Regions from separate parts of the Homo sapiens genome. Here regions 1 and 3 are each linked to region 2. Evidence: chromatin contacts called from ENCODE Hi-C or POLR2A ChIA-PET data. All regions are on one chromosome and are shown on one strand. The core of a region is the stretch at or near the end of the contact, and the rest is flanking DNA. Distances in the headings are between cores, read along the strand shown.

What was found. A loop is a pair of places that touch in the nucleus more often than their neighbours do. ChIA-PET counts read pairs that join two places held with the same protein, here RNA polymerase II (POLR2A). Pooled maps may share reads with other maps.
Region 1: a pooled map shows a loop between it and region 2 (2.2-fold over the local background). The contact joins the promoter of KDELR3 here to the promoter of DNAL4 in region 2. A Hi-C loop is called at or near these places in 1 of 50 pooled maps. POLR2A ChIA-PET finds 5 or more read pairs at or near these places in 2 of 52 experiments (A673 and activated naive CD4-positive, alpha-beta T cell).
Region 3: a pooled map shows a loop between it and region 2 (7-fold over the local background). The contact joins the enhancer-like site here to the promoter of DNAL4 in region 2. A Hi-C loop is called at or near these places in 1 of 168 maps with a recorded cell type or tissue (ovary) and 3 of 50 pooled maps. POLR2A ChIA-PET finds 5 or more read pairs at or near these places in 1 of 52 experiments (B cell).

Annotation. Positions count from the first base shown.
Region 1 is chr22:38,466,327-38,469,539 of GRCh38, reverse strand. It overlaps KDELR3 (KDEL endoplasmic reticulum protein retention receptor 3), which reads right to left and starts at 1,444. Exons shown (of 5, transcript NM_006855.4): 1 at 1,216-1,444. The coding sequence starts at 1,306. RefSeq lists silencers at 1,363-1,592, 1,613-1,682.
Region 2 is chr22:38,792,450-38,795,626 of GRCh38, reverse strand. DNAL4 (dynein axonemal light chain 4) reads left to right here and starts at 1,484. Exons shown (of 4, transcript NM_005740.3): 1 at 1,484-1,559. RefSeq lists a silencer at 1,293-1,742.
Region 3 is chr22:39,113,905-39,116,954 of GRCh38, reverse strand. No RefSeq gene overlaps it. Among named protein-coding and RNA genes, the nearest start is that of APOBEC3H, 18 kb to the right of the region's middle. RefSeq lists an enhancer at 2,013-2,987. Within about 2 kb of position 1,759, at least 5 of the 41 ENCODE cell types and tissues checked have a DNase peak (open chromatin) inside an H3K27ac peak, as active enhancers do; they include B cell, where a contact is called at or near this core.

The DNA.
Region 1 (3,213 bases), core at 195-2,694, 330 kb after region 2:
AAACCCAAATGGCCTCCAGGCCTAGAACCACTCCCTCCACACCGTACTGTTGCTCATGTCTGCACCAACCCCCACCCTGCCAGGCCTCCCCCTGCTCTGTGCCTTTTCTCTCAAAGCTTGCAAAGCAACCTGTTCAGGCCCCCTTCCAGGCCCCTTCCCGGCTCCCAAACCATGAAGGGCTCCCCAGACCCAACTCCCTGGCCTGGCAGAAAAGGCCCTTTCACATCTGGACCAGCCTCCCTCCTGGACTCATCTCCCTCCAGACCACCCCAAATCTGGCTGCCCACCCTTCCCGGGGGATGCCCGGTGCTTGGTGACCTCCATGCCTCTTCATCCCCGGAGCCCTCCACAGCACACACTTCCTGGATTGACACCTGCTCGTCCTCCGGGACCAGCACGGAGCTGCTCCTTCCACAGGGCCTTCGGGGCCCACTCTCAGCCTTCTCAGCCTCCTCAGCCCCACGAGGAGCCTGAGCTCACTCCTGCCTCTGCACACCCAGTGCCAGGCACAGGGAGGGCACCACGAGGATGCCGGTGGACAAAGATGGCTGGAGGAGGCTCTGGCAGCCTTTCGTGGCTCTGGATCTGTTGGCGACCGCGAGTCCAGCCTCCAAGCTTCTCCAAACCCCCAGCAGGGCAGCCAGAATGCAAACAGGGGACCCCTCCAGCCTTCCCCGGCTTCCGTTTAGAGGCAGCTCCATACCCGCCTGAGCCCGGCTGGTGCCCTCCTGCCACATCACAGCCACCGGTGCCACACATGCAGGCAGGGGAGGGACGAGGGCTCACTTTGGGGGGCGGGGTGGGGTCTGGGAAGGGGCAGGGAAGAGAAGACCTTGAGAATCGTGGGCCGTTCCTGAGTGCATATCTGCTTCTCCCCACAGTCGATGGTGGAAGGAACAATGGGTGTAACTGGTGGGAGGGAGGGGTTGTCACCTCCCTTATAACCCCCTCTTCCAACCAGCAGTGACACTGCCAACCTGAGGGGGCGTCTGTGCAGGAACAAACCCACCCGCCTCCCATCATCTCGAGGGGTCCTCCTCCTCTGATTTTATACAACTTTACATTGTTTTTGGAAGTGGAGCTCCGCAAAGTTTCAAGGACCCCCACGCCGGAGTCCCCACCCTGAGCAGACACCTGGAGCGCCCTGCCCTGCACGCAGGGGCATGAGGCTGGCCAGAGAGGGGGTCCCGCACCTCCCTGCCAGGCGCCCCTCACCCTTGCAGCACTTGGACCTCCAGATCTTCCCCAGCAGCAAGATCATGGCCAGGAGGTGGCTCAGGTCGCCGAGGATTCGGAACACGTTCATGGTCCAGCCAGTCAGTCGTGCGCCCGCGCCCAGCAAACTTCTAGGAAACTTTCTGGCGGGCAGGGCGGCTGCCACGTCTCCGGCCCCGGTCTCTAGGTGCCCCAGAGCCCTGCCTGCGCCTCACAGCTCCGCGATCGCACCCGCGCGCCGCCGCCCACGCACTCTTGGCCGGGCGGTGACGTGGCCAGGGCGGCCGCCGGCGCAGGGTGGGGAGCCAGGAAGCGGCGCGGCCCGGAGATCCCGCCTCCCGCCCATCCCAGCGCCCGGCTCCCGGACTGGGCGGCCCGGCGACGCGGGGGGGCTTCTGGCCTGCGCCCGGCTGCCGTGTGCGCCGGGTGCCCGCCACGACCCATGTCGCCCATGCCCCAAGTGCCCTCTGCCTTCCCTCCGCAGAAACTGGAGGCCTGCCACCAAGCCCCAATCTCTGCCTCAGTTTCCTCATCTGTACACAGGCCCCATAACACTGGTGCCAGCGCTTGGCAGGAGCCAGCACGTGGAAGTACCCTGTGGGGCGATTCCTGCTATTGTCCTCATCTTCCCGGAGCTGGAGCTCCCTCCCTGGGAGAGTGGGGTGGGGCGGGGCGAGCCGGAAGCGGAGTCCCCACCTCCGTCTGTTAATTTGGTTGTCCACCCGGTCGGGACCCGATCTTGCTGCAGGTGGACAATGGTAATGGCACACCACTCAGCAGCAGAATCAGACTGACCTCGGCTGCAGCCTGGGTCGGTGGGCCTTCCTCTCTCTTGGTCTCAATTTTCTCACCTGTAAAATCGGGTTGTTGTGGGTAGGCAGGAGGTCAAGCTGGTCAGGGAGATCCAGGGCCCTCGTTCGTGCCTTCCCTCTTCTTGGTGTTACTAGGATGTTAAACAGGGACACACAGGACAGGAGAGACCCAGGAGGGCTGAGCACCAGGAAGGGTGGGGAGTGAAGGGTCCCTGGTGGGAGGGAGTCCTCCCAGGGCTGTGTGGTCTGAGCAGGTCCACCACCCCCTCTGGATATAAGTCTCTGCGTCTGAAAGAGTGGACCAGGTGAGCTGAGGGCCCTTAGCCTCCCCTCCTTGACCTGAATAAGCCCTCCTCCCATTCAGCGCCCTCATCTCTCTCTAAATAACGGACCTCCTCCCACTCCCACCTCCTGCCACAGATAACCAGAGAGGCTTTTCCATGACAAATGTATTTAAACAGAGATGGGGTCTCACTGTGTTGCCCAGGCTAGTCTCGAACTCTTGTGCTCAGGCCATCTGCCTGCCTCAGCCTTCCAAATGCTGGGATTACAGGCATAAGCCACTATGGCCAGCCTCTTTTCTGTGATAAAAATCTGTCACTTCAGTGGTCAAGACCCTTCTATGGCTCCCTATGCCCCCTACTTTCCCTACTTTTCCTCCCAGGGAAAGGCAGTCCTTTTTTTTTTGAGACAGAGTCTCGCTCTGTGGCCCAGGCTGGGGTGCAGTGGCACAATCTCTGCTCACTGCAATCTCTGCCTCCCTGGTTCAGGCGATTCTCATGCCTCAGCCTCCCAAGTAGCTGGGATTACAGGCGCCCGCCACCACGCCAGGCTAATTTTTGTATTCTTAGTAGAGATGGGGTTTCACCATGTTGGCCAGGCTGGTCTCGAACTCCTGACCTCAGATGATTTGCCTGCCTCAGCCTCCCAAAGTGCGGGGATTACAGGCGTGAACCACCGCGCCCAGCCAAGGCAGTCCTTTGAGACCCCAAACGCAGTCCAAAGACCAGCAGCATTGCTACCGCTTGTTGGGAATGCAGAATCTCAGCCCCTCCCCAGGCATTCCCGGGTGAATCAGACTCCGATGTGCACACGAATCCCCTGGGGATCGTGTTTAACTGTAAAGTTCCAAAGGCACTCATCTAAACAGCACTGTGAGGAAGCAGTGGCCTCATTCTCATTTCAC
Region 2 (3,177 bases), core at 235-2,734:
TGGAGGGAGATGATCAATTCAGTTTGGGACACACTGAGTTTGAAGGGCTTGTGGAACATTCTGGTGCACATGGCTAGGAGGCAGTTGAATATGCTACCCAAGCATTCAGGGATCAGAGGTTTTAAAGATAATTTTGTGGGTAGGGGCTTGGCAAGCGAGGAGTGTTGATTGATTAAGTCGAAGATGGAATACTGAGGGGGTCGAAGTGAGGTTTTCTTGCTGTCTTCTGTTCCTGGGTGGGATCACAGAACTGTTTGAGCCACATTACTGGTCTGGGTGGTGTCAGCTGATCCATCGAGCGCAGGGTCTGCAAAATATCTCAAGCGCTGATCTTAGGTTTTACAATAGTGATGTTATCCCCAGGAGCAATTTGGGAAGGTTCAGACTCTTGCAGCCAGAGGCTGCTGTGTGACCCCTAAACCATAATTTCTAATGTTGTAGCTAATTTGTTAGTCCTACAAAGGCAGACTGGTCCCAAGGCAGGAAGGGAGCCTTTTTGGGAAAGGGCTATTGTCAATTTTGTTTCAGAGTAAAACTATAAACTAAATTCCTTCCCAAGGTTCGTTCAGCCTATGCCTAGGAATGAACAAAGACAGCTTAAAGGCTAGAAAGGCAAGATGGAGTGGGTTAGGTCTGATCTCTTTCACTGTCATAATTTCCTCAGTTATAATTTTGGCAAAGACAGCTTCAATGCTAGTAAATGTGGCAGTGGGGTTTCACCCCAAGTACTCATCACAATAATAAAGGTTTAAACTACGAAGTACCCAACTGACCCTTTGATCTACCAATCAAATAATAGAATCCGCCAGTTCTTCCCCTTTCCCCTTTTCCTTCTCCGTACTTTCGGATTAATTTTCCCTCCCAAGGGGAAGAAAAGGCAGGCTCTGGGCAACTGTGTCTGAAATTAGGTGGTACAAATGTCTCCTAGTGACTAGAGCTAGGTGACCATACAAGGGTGTGGCACAGAGGAAGGAGCCCCTGGGTTCCTTCTCCAGGGAGATTACCTCCATCCTTTACCAAGTTACTTAACCTCTCTGAACTTTAGTTCAGATGGGATGACGAATATTATCACCTAAAAGTACTGTAATGAGAATCAAGTGAGATATTAATTGTACAGCCCTACAAAAATGCTAGTTATTATCAGGCTTTTCAGATCCCAATAAAGTAGTGGCTAAGTGTCACGACACCAACAAGTTGCATTTGTTATTTCAAGTGACTAAAAGAACCTCCCAAGGCAGTACTGCTTTTCGAAGTTTGTTTCCCTAGAAAAAGAACTTCAATGTGTCCCCTGCTCCTCGGGCACGCTTAAGACAACTATAAGTGAAGTCCCGCCTCCCTGGCCTCTAAACCACGCCCCTGTCCTTGCAAACGCCTGACTTATAAGGGCCTTTCACTCTGATTGATACTTTTATCCACCAATAATAAGTGAAATTCTCGTCAACGTCCGGTGAGGGGGCAGGACTTCCTTGCTGGTTGCTAAGACACTCTTGTTTCGCTCCTTGACAACCCTGGCGGGGGTTCGCTGGCTGCGGCCCCGGCTCCGGCCCCCGCAGGAGCAGGTGAGGCCCCGGGGCGCGGCGGGCAGCCAGGCGGGGAGGGCCGGCCCGGAGGGAGGGCGGGAGGCAACGCAGGGCGGAAGAGGCCTCGCCCGCCGCCGAGGCCCCACCTCGGTCTCCTGCCTGCTGTTCCCCTGCCCCAGGTCTTCCCATCCTCAACCCCCACCCTCACCCCCACTTCGGGACCTGCGAGCTCTGTCGTGACAGGTTTGCCATCGCGACTCTGCCGGCTGCTCTTCCCCACCCACCCAAGGCCTGCCCAGCTTCGTGGTCCCGCGTCCCCCTTTAGCCGACTTCCCCCAGCACCTTGATCCCTCGACCTTTCGCGGAGTAATTCCCTCTCCCGCGGGGTCGCCATCAACTAGGTCAGACCGCTCTTGGCTTGGAGAGTTGGCGACTTACTGGGATTCTGGGCTGGTCATTTCCCCTGTTTGGGCCTCAGTTTCCCCATCTGTAAATGAGAAGTTGAGTTGAGTGATCTCTAAGGCCTCTTCCACTCTGACGTTCTAGGATGTCGTTGTTCTTTGACCCAACTTTAGGCTTCCGAGAGGATGTGCTCCCCAATGGGAGGTATCGTGTATTGTGAAAATAACTTGGCAAACCTAATTTGGATTCCCAGTCTCAAGACCTACCCTCCCTGCGCTTTTAATCAGTGCATATGTAAAATCAGTATACGTCGGTGCATCTCCTTTGGTAATTCTGAGGCTAATATGAAGTACAGAGTCCAGTCCAGTATAGATTCAGTATTTGTTAGTTTCTTTCCTTTGTCTCTTCACCACATTTTCCCTCTCTGGGAAATGTTATCAACCCGGTCAGCATGAACTGTCATTTCTCCAGTTGACCCTCTCTGATCTTCCTCCTGGGCTTCCATGGTTAGGGTTACTTAGGGGTGGGGAGGGGACAGATGGAGATTGAAATACAGTCATGTACCATATAACAACGTTTTGGTCAAGAAAGACCACAGATACCACGGTGGTGCCCTAAGGTTATAATGGAGCTGACAAATTTCTATCACCTAGTTACATAGCTATCGTAATGTCAAAGCAAAATGCATGACTCACGTGTGTGGTGATGCTGGTGTAAGCAAACCTACAGTGCTGCCAGTCATATAAAATATAGCACATACAATTGTGTACAGGACATCATACTTGATAATGGTAATAAATGACTGTTACTTGTTTATGTGTTTACTATCCTACACTTTTATTGTTATTTTACAGTGTACACTCCTCCTACTTATAAGAAAATAAAATTTAACCGTAAACAGTCTTAGATAGGTCCTTCAGGAGGTATTCAAGCAAAAGGCTTTGTTATCATAGGAGATGACAGCTCCATGCGTGTTATTGCCCTGAAGACCGTCCAGCGGGACAAGATGTGGTAGTGGAAGATAGTGACACTAAGCATCCTGACCCTGTGTAGGCTTAGGCTAGTGTATCTGTGTCTGAGTTTTAACAAAAAAGTTAAAAATGTTAAAAATAAAAAATAAAGGCCAGGAGCGGTGGCTCACGCCTATTAATCCCAGCACTTCGGGAGGCCGACACAGGCAGATCACCTGAGGTCAAGAGTTTGAGACTAGCCTGGCCAACATGGTAAAACCTGTCCCTACTAAAAATACAAAAAA
Region 3 (3,050 bases), core at 510-3,009, 320 kb before region 2:
ACGAAAAGAGTCAAACTCTATAAAATATTTGAATAGATTTATTCTGAGCCAAATATGAGTAAGCATGGCCCATGACACAGCCTTCAGGAGGTCCTGAGAACATGTGCCCAAGGTGGCTGGGGTGCAACTTGGTTTTATATATATTTAAGAAGGCATGAGACATCAATCAAATACATTCGAGACATATATTGGTTTGGTCCAGAAAGGCAGGACAATTCGAAGTCAGGGGGCTTCCAGGCTATAGGTAAATTTAAACATTTTCTGCTTGACAGTCGGTTTAGTTTGTCTAAAGACCTGGGATCAACAGAAAGAAAATGTTGAGGTTAAGATAAAAGATTGTGGCTGGGCACAGTGGCTCACACCTGTAATCCTAGCACTTTGGGAGGCCGAGGCGGATGGATCACCTGAGGTCAGGAGTTTGAGACCAGCCTGACCAATACAGCGAAACCCCATCTCTACTAAAAATATAAAAATCAGCCAGGCATGGTGGCACGCCTGTAATCCCAGCCACTCGGGAGGCTGAGGCAGGAGAATCTCTCAAACCCAGGAGGCGGGAGGTTGCAGTGAGCAGAGGTCCACTGCACTCTAGCCTGGGTGACAAAACTAGACTGTGTCTCAAAAATAAATAAAATAAAATAAAATAAAAGACTGTGAAGACCAAGTCTCTTTTGAAGTCTCATAGTGGCTGCCCTTAGAGACAAGAGATGACAAATGTTTCCTATCAGACCTTTAAAAGGTGCTAGACTGTCACCACCGGTAACACTCCAGTCTGGATGACAGCAAGTCTCCTTCTAGAAAAAACCAAAAACCAAAAAACAAAAAACCACCTCTGATCCCCAAGTTTTCCGTGAGACTGATTTGAGTAATAATAAAATTCCAGTCTCCTGCACAGCCTGCTCTGCGTGAATTACTCTTTCTCTATTGCAATTGCTGTGTCTTGATATAAATCAGCTCTGTCTAGGCAGTGGGCAAGGTGAACCCCTTCAGCGATCATATTGGAAAGTAAGTCATGAAACAGAGGGTTAAATAAAACTCATCTGATGAGAATTTATGGTTTATAGGGCATGACTCCCCAGACCCCTTAGATAGGAATTTGGGCAAGATTAAAAAAAAAAAAAAAGCAGAGCTTAGTCCTCATATCTACCTATCTATCTATCCATCCATCCATTCATCTATCCATCCATCTATCCATCATCATCTATCTGCTTCTGAGACCTGAAAGGCTAGTAAAGGTAATCAAAATATCCTTCTCTGATATATTTTGAGATGGCTGCTCCTGCAAACAGAAGCAGCCCTGCAAAGCGGTCTTCTATTATTATTATTATTTTGAGACTGAGTTTCATTCTGTCCTCCAGGCTGGAATGCAGTGGCATGATATCTGCTCACTGCAACCTCCGCCTTCTGGATTCGAGCGATTCTCCTGCCTCAGCCTCATGAGTAGCTGGGATTACAGGCACACACCACCACACCCAGCTAATTTTTTTTTTTTCTATTTTTGGTAGAGATGGAGTTTCCCCGTGTTGACCAGGCTGGTCTTGAACTCCTAACCCCAGGTGATCCGCCCACCTCGGCCTCTCAAAGTGCTGGGATTACAGATAGGCTTGAGCCACCGCGCCCGGCAAAAGCGGTCTTTTGTGGGGGAGATTTGCATCTGTAGAAAATCTGCATTGCTGCAGCCTGGTTTTCTCCCAGGCCCTCCCTTGTCCAGATCTAGGAAAGAGGAACTGAGATTCTGACACCCTAAAACTCTGAAAGAAACATTTACCATCTTTTTCCTCCGAGGACTGCTATCTGTGAGGTTTCATCTACATAACAAGACCACCTTTGCCAGCCAGGCCTCCTCTTCTCCCTTTCCCATAGCCTGTTTTGCCAGGATCCAAGCCCCAAATCTTTCTGTAACCTCAAGATGGTATATGAACTGCTACAGCTCTTTGTGGGGTTGGAGTGCTCCCTCTGTCATTCTCTCTCATGGACATGTTAATAAATTAGTATGCCTTTTCTCCTATTCATCTACTTTGTGTGGGCTAAGCTCTGATCTTTTCAGCTTGTGCAAATTCCTATCTAAGGGGTCTGAAGAGTCATGCCCTACTGTTATACCCGAGCGAGTTAGAGAAAACGCCACACTTTGAGACGAATTAAGAGTCCTTTATTTAAGCCGGTGGCCAAAGAGACAGCTAACGCTCAAAATTCTCTCGGCCCCGAGGAAGGGGCTTGATTTACTTTTATAGCTTGGTTTAGGAAGGGGAGGGGAGCTCAAATGCAATAATTCTACAGAAGTAAAAACACGCAAGAATCAAAAAACAAATGGTTACAGAGAAATAAACAATTTAAAAGACAAATGGTTACAAAAAAAGCAACGGAACCAGGTGCGGGGCTCTAAATCCTTCATAAGAGTTAGATATGGATGCTATGCCGGACACAGACTCAAGGCTTTATGTTGTTATCTTTTTGAGCAAAATCCTGGGAACTTCATACATTGTTTGTTCTAGTACCTTATCAGTTCATTGAGCTCCTTTGAAATGCTGAGGATCAGCTTACACAGGTTAACTCCTTGACGAAGGGGGTCGGGTAAGGAGCCCTTAACGTCTTGTAAATCAAGGGGCCAGATGGAGTTCGTCGGCTTTCCCCGCTAAGGGAGAGTCTATTCATATGGGAAACAAGGCTAGGTAATTAAGGAGACAAAAAGGGAACATTTAAAAATAGGGTTAGTAAAAACAAGGTTAAAATAAGGTTAGTAAAAAACAAAGTTAGGCATTACACTACAAACCATAAATTCTGGGAAGTGCTGGGAATATAGGTGTGAGCCACTACATCTGGCTTCTTAACCATTTTTAAGTGTACAGTTCAGTGGGTTTTTTTTTTTTTTTTTTGAAGATAGGGTCTCACTGTGTCATGCAGTGGTGCGATCTCGGCTCAATGCAACCTCCACCTCCTAGGTCCACCAATCCTTCCACTTCAGCTTCCCATGTAGCTCAGATGACAGGCATGCGCCACCATGCCCGGCTTTTTTTTTTTTTTTTTTTCTATTTTTGGTAGAGACAAGTTTCACC